Regions from separate parts of the Homo sapiens genome. Here region 2 is linked to region 1. Evidence: read pairs that join two places in POLR2A ChIA-PET (ENCODE). Cell type or tissue: MCF 10A. All regions are shown on one strand. Links, peaks and the distances in the headings refer to the core of each region. The heading gives the core; the rest is flanking DNA. Region 1 has its middle 310 kb from the start of SEMA3D. Region 2 has its middle 180 kb from the start of LINC03017.

Evidence for each region. ChIA-PET counts read pairs that join two places held together with the same protein. Peaks named below come from ENCODE experiments on the same cell type or tissue, not always from the same donor. Only the 100,000 strongest peaks of a DNase experiment are listed, where the experiment ranks them.
Region 2: POLR2A ChIA-PET joins it to region 1 with 5 read pairs; 2 of 35 experiments call an interaction of 5 or more read pairs at or near these places.

Annotation. Positions count from the first base shown.
Region 1 is chr7:84,872,640-84,878,035 of GRCh38, forward strand. It overlaps the pseudogene HMGN2P11. Among named protein-coding and RNA genes, the nearest start is that of SEMA3D, 310 kb to the right of the region's middle. In MCF 10A, for the core only: no CTCF peak of the experiment used is centred there; no DNase peak of the experiment used is centred there.
Region 2 is chr7:84,709,862-84,715,257 of GRCh38, forward strand. No RefSeq gene overlaps it. Among named protein-coding and RNA genes, the nearest start is that of LINC03017, 180 kb to the left of the region's middle. RefSeq lists a silencer at 5,014-5,196. In MCF 10A, for the core only: no CTCF peak of the experiment used is centred there; a DNase peak (open chromatin) is centred at 2,660.

The DNA.
Region 1 (5,396 bases), core at 308-5,307:
AAAGAAGTCAATAAGGTTTTGGTTTCCAATGACAAACACTGTTCCTAAAAAGTGAAAATAAGGAAGAAGTCAGATTTTAATGGGATGACCAGGACCTACATAGTATAACAATCATTGGCAACATGTTCACCAAGTGTGATGATAAACAGAGGAAGAGAAAGAAGATATTTTTTAAAGAGAAGGAAACTCAAAGATTTTTAGTGTTTCTGTTCATTTATTTTACGTTTATGTATGTGAACTTTAAAGATAGGGAAGATGAGCATTTTGTTTAGAGGAAGGAGAAAGGGAAGCTTCTTGAAATTAAAGGAAAGGGTAACGGATAAATTTCTCATCTGGGGTGAAACATCACAGACTTCAAAATTCAGGGCATCGACATTCAGGCAAGGAGCAGCTACATCTATCTCTAACCCTCCCTGATTTATGAAGTAAGATATCCTGATATTCTGCTTGGCTTGGTAGTAGGTAAAACAGCCTACAGATAACAGGAAATCTCAACTGGCATATATAGATGAGACAAGGATAGGTTAATGAATGGGATCAATCAAACACATGTAGGGAAGTCAAGGCATTTTAGGCAGAGGAAATGACAAGAATAAAACGAATAGCTTTTCATTTCCACTTGCTGTCTTCTTTCCATTAATGATAGGTATAAGACAGGCAACATGGCATAATGGCTAAGAGCATGGAAACCTGATCCAGCATGAGATTGGATCCTGACTCTACCACTTATTATATGTATAACTCTGTGATAGGTCATATGTAAACAATTCCCAAGGACAAACTCATGTGATGGCTCCAAAACATACAGCAGCTGAGGGAATGACTGCAGTAGTCCTAATGGGAAATTTGGGTTGCATACTTTCAGTGCTTGATTCTCCTAATCTGTAAAAGTGGTTTTCAACCCATCTAGAAGGCAGAGGCAAGTAATGCTGCTAAACATCCTACAGTACACAGTAGCACCTCCCACAGTAAATAATTATCCAGCCCAAAATATCAGCAGTGTCAAAGTTAAGACATCTTAATCCAAAAAATGGAGACAATAATTGTTGTGTACCGGGCTCATAAAGCTGTTGTAAGGTTTAAATATGTTAACCCTTGTAAAGCATGTAGAATAGTGCCTAGTGTTAAATGTACACAATAAAGGCCAACTAACATAAAAATAATAACGACAATGATGATAATGTCTCAAATTCTATCCTATATTACTTCTTAAAAGTACATGAAATTCATCTCACCATTGTACCCATGTATAAAGATAATTCAAGAGGCACATATCTATATGAGTAAAGAAGGCTTCTTAGACTATTTAACTGATATAAATATTTCTGGTTAAAAAGTAAAATATTATTTAGGATAGCCATTGTTCTAAGATAAATAACGAACTTAACTGCTTTTGTTTTCTCATTGAATTGTCCAAACATTTCAATGATAAATATGTTCAATTTTTTTTCTTATGACAGAATATTTGATTTTATTTAGAAGTAATATGTATTTGTAGGAAAAAGAACTGTGGTGAATTTTAATACAGAAAAATAAATATAAAACAAACACTTGAGCAGAGAAAAATATGCAACCATGACTATAAAACTAATGATGGTTATTTTCTTTCCCTACCCAGCAACAGAACTTGTATTTTCATTTCCTGTCATTCATTTATTATTTCAAAACTTGTACGGGATAGAATCCCCACAGCTGCAACATTAAAAAAAAATTTAAAAAATGAATAGTTTTAATTTTAGTTTACTTAAACATGTAAGTTTGTATTGTTGCTTTGTTTCAATTTGTTTCTTTGTTTTATCTCATATAACAAGAATTCCACCAATGTGGCGACAGTTACAATAGGTCAGGGCTCTGTTTCCATTTGTCTTTTGTTTTTCATGGTTCCATCTTCCTTCTTCTTTGGGCTTCATTATCAGACAAGTAGAAAAAAGCTAAGATACTTCTTGAGAGTCTTTTAAAGGTCCAATATACAACAACATCCAGAGATAAGAAAAGGGTTTTTATTCTTATTGAAATCATAACACCTTGGCCAGAAGTTCTCCTTCCAGCAGATTTTCCCTTTTAACTCACCGACTTACGAATAAACAAATCAAATTTTTTTTTTTTTTTTTTTTTGAGACGGAGTCTCGCTCTGTCACCCAGAGCTGGAGTGCAATGGCGCGATCTCGGCTCACTGCAAGCTCCGCCTCCCAGGTTCACACCATTCTCCTGCCTCAGCCTCCCGATTAGCTGGGACTACGGGTGCCCGCAACCACGCCCGGCTAATTTTTTGTAGTTTTAGTAGAGATGGGGTTTCACCGTGTTAGCCAGGATGGTCTCGATCTCCTGACCTCGTGATCTGCCCGCCTCAGCCTCCCAAACTGCTGCAATTACAGGAGTGAGCCACCACGCCTGGCCAAACAAGTCTATTTCAAACAGAATTATGCCATCACCAGTTTAGACAAATATGGCTTCTCTTCTAAATAAATGTTTTCCCAGAATAAATGGCTATGAGGCAGAGGAGACTATTTGATTAAAGCCGAGATTATCTTAGGAAAGAAGAAATAGAAAGGTTAGACAAGGGTTCTGTATCACTTCATCCTACACTTTAATGTGTACATGAACCATTTAGAGATCTTGATAAAGTGCCAATTTGGAACCAGTAGTCCTGTAGGTAATCTTAGATCCTGAATTTCCAATAACTTTCCAGTGATGCCAATAATCCTGGCCCCTGGACAAAAATTTGAGTAGGAAGGTGTGAGAACTTTCATTATGCACTTACTCTGAATTTGGTCTTTACTAGTACTTGAAATGCAAAGTAAAATAATCATGGTCTGTATCCTCAAGGAAATCAAGAGTAATGGGGAATTTATAGTCTAGTGTTAGTCTAGATTTCTAGTGGGAAAAGAAAAATACATGAATATATCATTACAAACTTGAAATTTGAAATATGGTTATCCTTACACTCTCAGTATAAAATAAGTTGATATTTAACTCTTATGGATTACATGCTAATGTAATCACCTTGCAAAAATATTTAAAAGTGTTAAGTCATTTATTCCTATTGATAATTTTAATAGATGTGATATGGAGATAAACTCTATATTTTATCTCTACATCTCTAGGTACCGAGATATAGTGAGTACTTTTTTAAGTTTATAATAGCTTCTCTATTCACCTAATTATTTGAAATTACTTATAAAATTATTTCTGATGTACTCAAATATTTTGTAACAACAGTGCACTTTATTGTGATAAAAATAAACGGTCTACACATTTATGGAGTTTTTTGTTAAACTTCAGAATACAAGAATTGGTTGTCATATTACTCTAGATTCTCTGAGAAGCAGGCACCAAAATAAAATTTAATGAGAAAGAAATCTCACAGAGGAAAAACCTGTGAGAGAAAATGGGGAGAGAGCTAAGGGATGCTTACAGAGTCATTAAACCATGATACTGCTAAAAAAAAAAATAATAATAATAAAAGAGGGAGGTAAATTTTACTTAGTTGGTGTGGCAGCATTTCAAACTGCCATGTATACTTAAGGCAAGTTAGGCAGTTAGGCAAGGCAGATGAAGAGTCCTCAAGCCAAAGCTGTGCATCAGAGGACAGCTGCATCTCCCAGGAACAGGCCTGCGTTGGTATCCTGCCATACTCAATCTTTGGGAGTAGCCTGAGGTTGTCCATCAGCGCAAGAATCTATGTGAATTTCAAAGCACTGCTGCTAGGCCCTCGGACAGTTAAGCTCCCTGCAGCTAGAGACCTGAGAGGCACATTCTCATGGACATCATGGTTATATCAAATAGACAGTGTCCTTTGCAGAGCTAATAGAGCCAAGCCAAGTTCCTTACATTTAAATTTGTTCTATTCAGCCATAGGCATAAAGTGACAATTGATCTAAAGGTGCTTTCTGATATCTTGAAAATAACTCCAGGAACAGTGTGAATAAGAAGAGGCGAGAACCACCCCCGGACCGACCAAAGCCCGCGCGCCACTGCATCCCGTGCCCAGTGCCTACGTCCAGCCGCTGTCGCCGCCACCATGCCCAGGAGAAAGGCTGAAGGACATAAAGTCAAGGTGAAGGATGAACCACAGAGAAGATCCGCGAGGTTGTCTACTAAACCTGCTCCTCCAAAGCCAGAGCCTGAGCCTAAAAAGGCCCCTGCAAAGAAGACAGAGAAGGTACCCAAAGGGAAAAAAAGAAAAGCTGATGCAGGCAAGGAGGGGAATAAGCCTGCAGAAAAGAGAGATGCCAAAACAGACCAGGCACAGAAAGCTGAAGGTGCTGGAGATGCCAAGTGGAGTGTGTGCCTTTTTGACTGAGTGTGTACTTCTGGTGGCTGTACAGTTTGAAATACTATTCTGATCAAGTTTTATAAAAATGCAGAATCTTGTTTTACTTTTTTTAAGCTATGTTGTTAGCACACAGAACACTTCATTGGTATTTTAGGGGGAAGGGGCATATGTAACTAATAGAATGTCTCTGAAGCTGGATTGATGTAGGGAAAACATCTTTCTCTTCTAGTTTTGAGGGACTTCTTTTTGGCTCCCAGGAGGAGAGATTCCCTGATTTTGCACACACGTTCACCTTGGCACAAAAGCCTTGTGGTATGGAAAAACAAATTCATTTTTATGTCCTCACTCCCTTTCCATCTTTCAGCAGAGACTTAACTCCCTAAAACCCAGCCATCTGTTGGGACCTGACCCCCAATCCTTGGTAACCAGTGTGTCAGCCAATCTGGACTTCCAGTGATGCCACTGAGATGGCACCTGTCAAAAGAGCATTGGTTCCCGTTTCTAGATTGTGGATTTTAAGATAAATTCTGCCATTTTCATTTCACTTCCTGAAAGTCAGGGTCAGCTCATGAAAAGTTGTTAAACAACACACTAAATGTGAAATGTCAACCCTCACTCTAAACTTTCCCTGTTCAGAGCATCAGATGAAGACTTCATTGAGTTTTATAGTGGCTTTCTGATTTTTGGTAGTCCATTGAAGAAGGGAGTTTGAAAGTTGCTGTATACTGTTAACGACTGTCTGCCCACGTCCTGCCTGAAATACCATGATTGTTTATGGAAAGTATCTTTAATGAAGATGGATACAGTTTGGCTTTGGAAAAAAAAGAAAATAACTTCAATTTATCTTATGTACATAAGCAAAAATATTAGATTTAAAATTCTAGTATACATGAGACTTCAGGATGCTTTGCAAAATTCTCACTTTGTGAGGAGTTAGGTATTAAAACTGGACATGCTGAAGGACACATTTCAGTACATTCCAGGAAAGCCTTAACATGAAAACTTAACACTACAGCTACTTGCTGCTGAATGGTGTAACTTGGGCAACACAGAAGTAGGAAAAAGCTAAAGTGATGAAAATCACACCTGGAAGATTCCCAATGTATTGCGTGATACACAA
Region 2 (5,396 bases), core at 319-5,318, 160 kb before region 1:
TATAATAATTATGATGAACACAGTGTGAGAGTAAAATTTTTGTGATAATTTTTAACTTAAAAGCATTAAGTATCCTGTAATCCCAGCAATTTGGGAGCCTGAAGCGGGAGAATCACTCGAGCCCTAAAGTTCCAGACCAGCCTGGGCAACATCATGAGACCCTCATTTCTATTAAAAATAAATAAATAAATGATTTTTAAAAACCCGTGAAATATAAAAATAATGGAGATCACTTTTTGGTTTGGTCTGTCTTCCAATACCCTATTTGGAGGTTTACCAAGTTTGAAGAATAAGAAAAAAATTGTAACACAGACAGCCAGGACACAGGATTACTCCTGGTTCCATTATGAACTGGGTATTTGTCATTTTATAATGTTTCTATTAAAACTGATATACATAGGACAAAGACTTACACATGAATTATCTTTATTACTCTGGATCATGAATCCCAGATGAAAACCTAATATGTCTGGCTAAACTGTTTGAAGGATTTTTTTTTTTTTTCCTTAAAGGAAGGCCTAAATTCTAAGAGCAGGCTTCAAATCGCCTACATTGATGCTTCCCATCTAAAAACACATACAAATTTTGAATTTTATAATTTCTTTGTGCATTGAATTGTGTTACCCAAAAAAAGACATGTTGAAGTTCTAAACACCAGAACCGATGAATGTGACCTTATTTGGAAATGGGATCTTTGTAGAGGTAACCAAAGTAAGATGAGATCATACTGGCTCAGTCTGGGCTCTAAGTCCAACGACTGCTGTCTTTAAAAGAGGGTACTTTACTATTGTGAATAGCACAATAGCAAAGACTTGGAACCAACCCAAATGTCCAACAATGATAGACTGGATTAAGAAAATGTGGCACATATACATCATGGAATACTATACAGCCATAAAAAATGATGAGTTCATGTCCTTTGTAGGGACATGGATGAAATTGGAAACCATCATTCTCAGTAAACTATCGCAGGAACAAAAAACCAAACACCGCATATTCTCACTCATAGGTGGGAATTGAACAATGAGATCACATGGACACAGGAAGGGGAATATCACACTCTGGGGACTGTGGTGGGGAGGGGGGAGGGGGGAGGGATAGCATTGGGAGATATACCTAATGCTAGATGACGAGTTAGTGGGTGCAGCACACCAGCACGGCACATGTATACATATGTAACTAACCTGCACAATGTGCACATGTACCCTAAAACTTAAAGTATAATTAAAAAAAAAAAAAAAAAAGAACAGAGAAGAACAAGAGAATAAAGGAAAAAAGGAGAGAGAGGAAAAAAAAAAAAAAAAGAGGGTACTTTGGACACAGGCAAATCAGACGTACAGGGGTAAGATAGCTATGTCAGGACCAGAGGCAGAAATTGGAGTTAAGCTGCCACAAGCCAAGGGACATCAAGAATTGCTGCCAACCACCAGACACTAAATGAGACATGGTAGCATTCTTTCTTAAAGCCTTTGGAGGGAAGAAGACTCCACCAACACTTTGATTGCAGACACCTAGCCTCCAGGAGTGCGAGAAAATCAATTTCTATTGTTTAAAGCTACCCAGTTTGTTGTATTAATAATTTGTTATGGCAGTCCTAGGAAACTAGTGCATAGTCTGGTAGTTTACAAAGACTATACCACTGAGAAGCCAATGTGAAAGCCTAAAAGCCACACGGTTTGGCCCATAAAAAGCTTACTGCCTATGGAACATGCTTAATTAGTGCTATTTCTTTGATCAGGCCTAGCATCCCCCCTTGTCCTTGGTTGTGATGTAAGGTGATGTACTTGTCTCTGCTTATGGTCATTATCAGAAACTATAGCAATGTAATATATTCAGTGAATAATAAGAATCTGAATTAAATGAATTAAGTTGACCTGAATTAATATCATCTCGATATCTTTATTCTTTCCATTTATCTATTGCATTATAAATTTTGAAGCATTTTGATTTACAATTTTATTTCATCTTCACAAACACTATATGAAGCTGGAGAGATAGAACACACAAAAGAAAGTAGTCTGCTCATTCCTTGAGGACAGAACTGCCATTTTATACTGAATATTTTCAATGAAAGATGCTATGTGGAAAGAAGATGATGTTTTTAACTGACTCTCCATTTCCCAGATAGAAGAGAAGCTAAGTCTAGAGTGGTAGACGTGAATTTGAACGTGCCTGCCTGTGAATCTCTTTCTTTCTTTTTTCTTTTTCCACACTTCATCTGTGAATAAAGTTGGTTCATTCACTATGAATAGGCTATTTCTGCCATGAGTTCATAGGTGTTAAATGCATTTAACCTTTTCTATAATAATTTCCAAATTATGTCTAAATTTACTGATTCAATATATGGGAAACAGATCCACTAATTTGGGAAATTAAAAAAGATATTTAAGCACAATATACCCAGATTTCTTTTAAAATAATCCACCCACATAGGGAAGATAGGAGAGGAACTAAATTTTCTCATTGGTTTGCTTTTATAAATTTCTAGAACAGAGATTACTATCCATGGTACATTTGGCCACAGAAAATTCAAAACTGAGCAAAATAAAAGACCCTTTGGTGATTAAGGTAACAATATGCAGTGGTACAAAAAGGGTATTAAGAAGTACAACAAATAAACAATTTTCACAAGAAGAGCAAGAATTAGTATTCTGGGCAGTTTGCCACCCGGAGTGTTCATCAGAATATGATGAAATAATTCACATTTTTGTTTATTTGCCTGAAGGAGCTTACCCACCCTAAAATCAATCTTATAAAAAGCATAAGTGCATATTCTATGCAATATAACTTCATACAAAACTGAAGCAAAGTGATCTCATGCAACACTGGATGGCAAATGTTGGGCTTTCTCTATATATAAAATAAATAGAAACAGAAATAGATGAAAAACAGCTGGAGTTCAGAATTATATGAAGTCCATATTTCCATGCACCTTTAGGTGTGATGTTATTTTGACTAAATGTTAGTATCCTCAAGGAACTTTCAGGTGCTTTGACTAATAAGTAGCTCCAGAGCCATCATAAAACAATGCACCAGGAAAGTATGTGCTCCACCCTAAAACTAAGTGCCCAAAATTCAAACAGTTTATTATGCCCAGAATGACTTACAAATAAAACATAAGTTCAGTTTTATAAGGCGACATAAAAGATTGTTACTTAAGAGGCAAACTGGTCTAGAAAGCTTTATTGCCCCCATAATTTATTATGGAATTAATCCATTGCGTGTTTGCACCAGGTCACCTCGCTGAAGGGAACCTGCATCTTATCGAAATCAGATTGAGAGGTACAAATTGAGAATCCCTAATGGAGTACTAAGCAGACTTCAAAAAGCCAAGCATATGGACCGTGTTATAGTTTCTGAATGGTTTCACTTGAGTCATAAAGTTAGCCCCCGCCTCTCCCCAAAAAAGTAGGGCTATTTTTCCTACCAGTCTGTGAATAATCTATAAAGACAAAATATTTTTTTGTGAAAATACAAAAGCAAGTTATTTTGTTTCAAAATAAAGATTTCTTCGGAATGAGCTCTTGCTTTTCTACTCTTTTGGTTCCTTACTATCAGAATTCTGAAAATATATTTGAATATCTCATCGTAAAATATGATAATTATATGAGCTAATACCTATGTTAATTAGCTCAATTTAGCCATTCTACAATGTATACATATTTCAAAACATCATGTTGTACACAGTGAATATGTATATATAATTTTTAATTAGTAATTAAAATTTAAACAATATATATATTTGCACAAAAATGTCAGAGGAAGTATAATAGGACATTTATTATTATATACTTAGGAAGATGTCAATTACTTCTTAAGATACAACAGTTTTATCCATCAAGCCTTACTGACTGCAAACCTAAGGTGACATTTTATGGAAGACTTGCTGACTGCAAAGTATCAGAACATCACATATTTAAATGATGCTCTTTTTAACAAAAAGTGGCATTATACATTAGACAAAATATCAGGTTAGTGAGTCAGAAAAACTGAATTTGGATACTTCATCACTTATTAATCATCTAAGCTATTATAAAATTCATTTATCTTCAACTCTAAATTAGGGAAAATAATAACTACAAGCCTTCTGAAGGTTAAATGTCATTGAGAGGGTCAAATGAGATTCAGTTTGTGAAAATATTTACATCTGTAAATTGTATTAACCTATAAGGCATTTTTATTAATAGATCTACTTAATCCATGAATAAATGATTCATGTAGCAATGTTTAATACCATTTTAAACTTTCTAAAAGAAAGCATAAATCTTTAGTTAACGATGGTATCTTTTTCATACTTCAATAATACCTAAACTATGTCATTAATACATTAAGTGAATATCACTTCCTTCCATAAATATAGGTGATATACATACACAAAAGTAAACATATATTTCCACATATATGTTAACTTTACATTTACAGGTACCAGTAAAATCTAGAAATTGTGTCTATAAAAAATATAGAAGAAATATGTGTATATAATAGCCAAATCTCCCCTATCAATTTTTTTCCTAAAAGTGAGTATAAAATAAATATATTTCTACTTAAAGCATTTTTTCTTAAGTGTTTTGTTTTATTTTGGATACCTTTATACATATGATGAATAAAAGGACAGGATGACAGTATTAAGATAAAGCACCATGTTTCAAGGCATTAAGATAAGGTAAGAGGGAAGGTGTTTTCCTTTACTCTCAGGTTTACATCCTACTTTATCTTTGATACCCATCTCTTTATATTTTTCTTTGTCAGTATTTTACTGACAATAAATTTTGGTAGCTTTAACTTTCTTTTAACAATAATTTTTACTTATGTTGATTTATAAAAAAGAGCTTAGCCTTCAATCCTACCATGAAGTATTTTATGTCTTTAGAGACTTGAAAGCCCAGCAATTTATTTTTCTCTGTCTCTTATGTGCTACTGCAAGCCTGGAATTTGACCCATAACTTCAACTAAAGACCCCATTCACCTATCACTTTTCAAAATGTTTAACCAAACACTCTTAACTAGTCAAAAGTCAGCGATAGGAGAGCCTCCTACTGTGCATCTTCAGTGTGGCGTGGCTCACTGACAGCTGGAGAGACGGCTCTTGCTAAGCATATTTGATGTGCCCTGGTTTATGTCTCCTCTGTTTTACTGGAAAAGCCTTCAACAGGTCACTGGCTGGGCCTTCACAGCTGAGCACTAAAGATGAGAAGTGTAAATGATGATTAAGTGTGGGCACGACTCTCAGATTTCCAGAGTCCCAGCCTCACAGGTGTTCACATTGCAGCTGGAACTAAGGTCTCATTTTATCAGAAGTTGAGTATCTGCTTTAATTGTGGAAAGTATAAGGTATTGACTAAAAGGCAGTGGTTTTGCTGATCGATGCTGTTGTAGAGAAAGCTGATAAGTTTAAC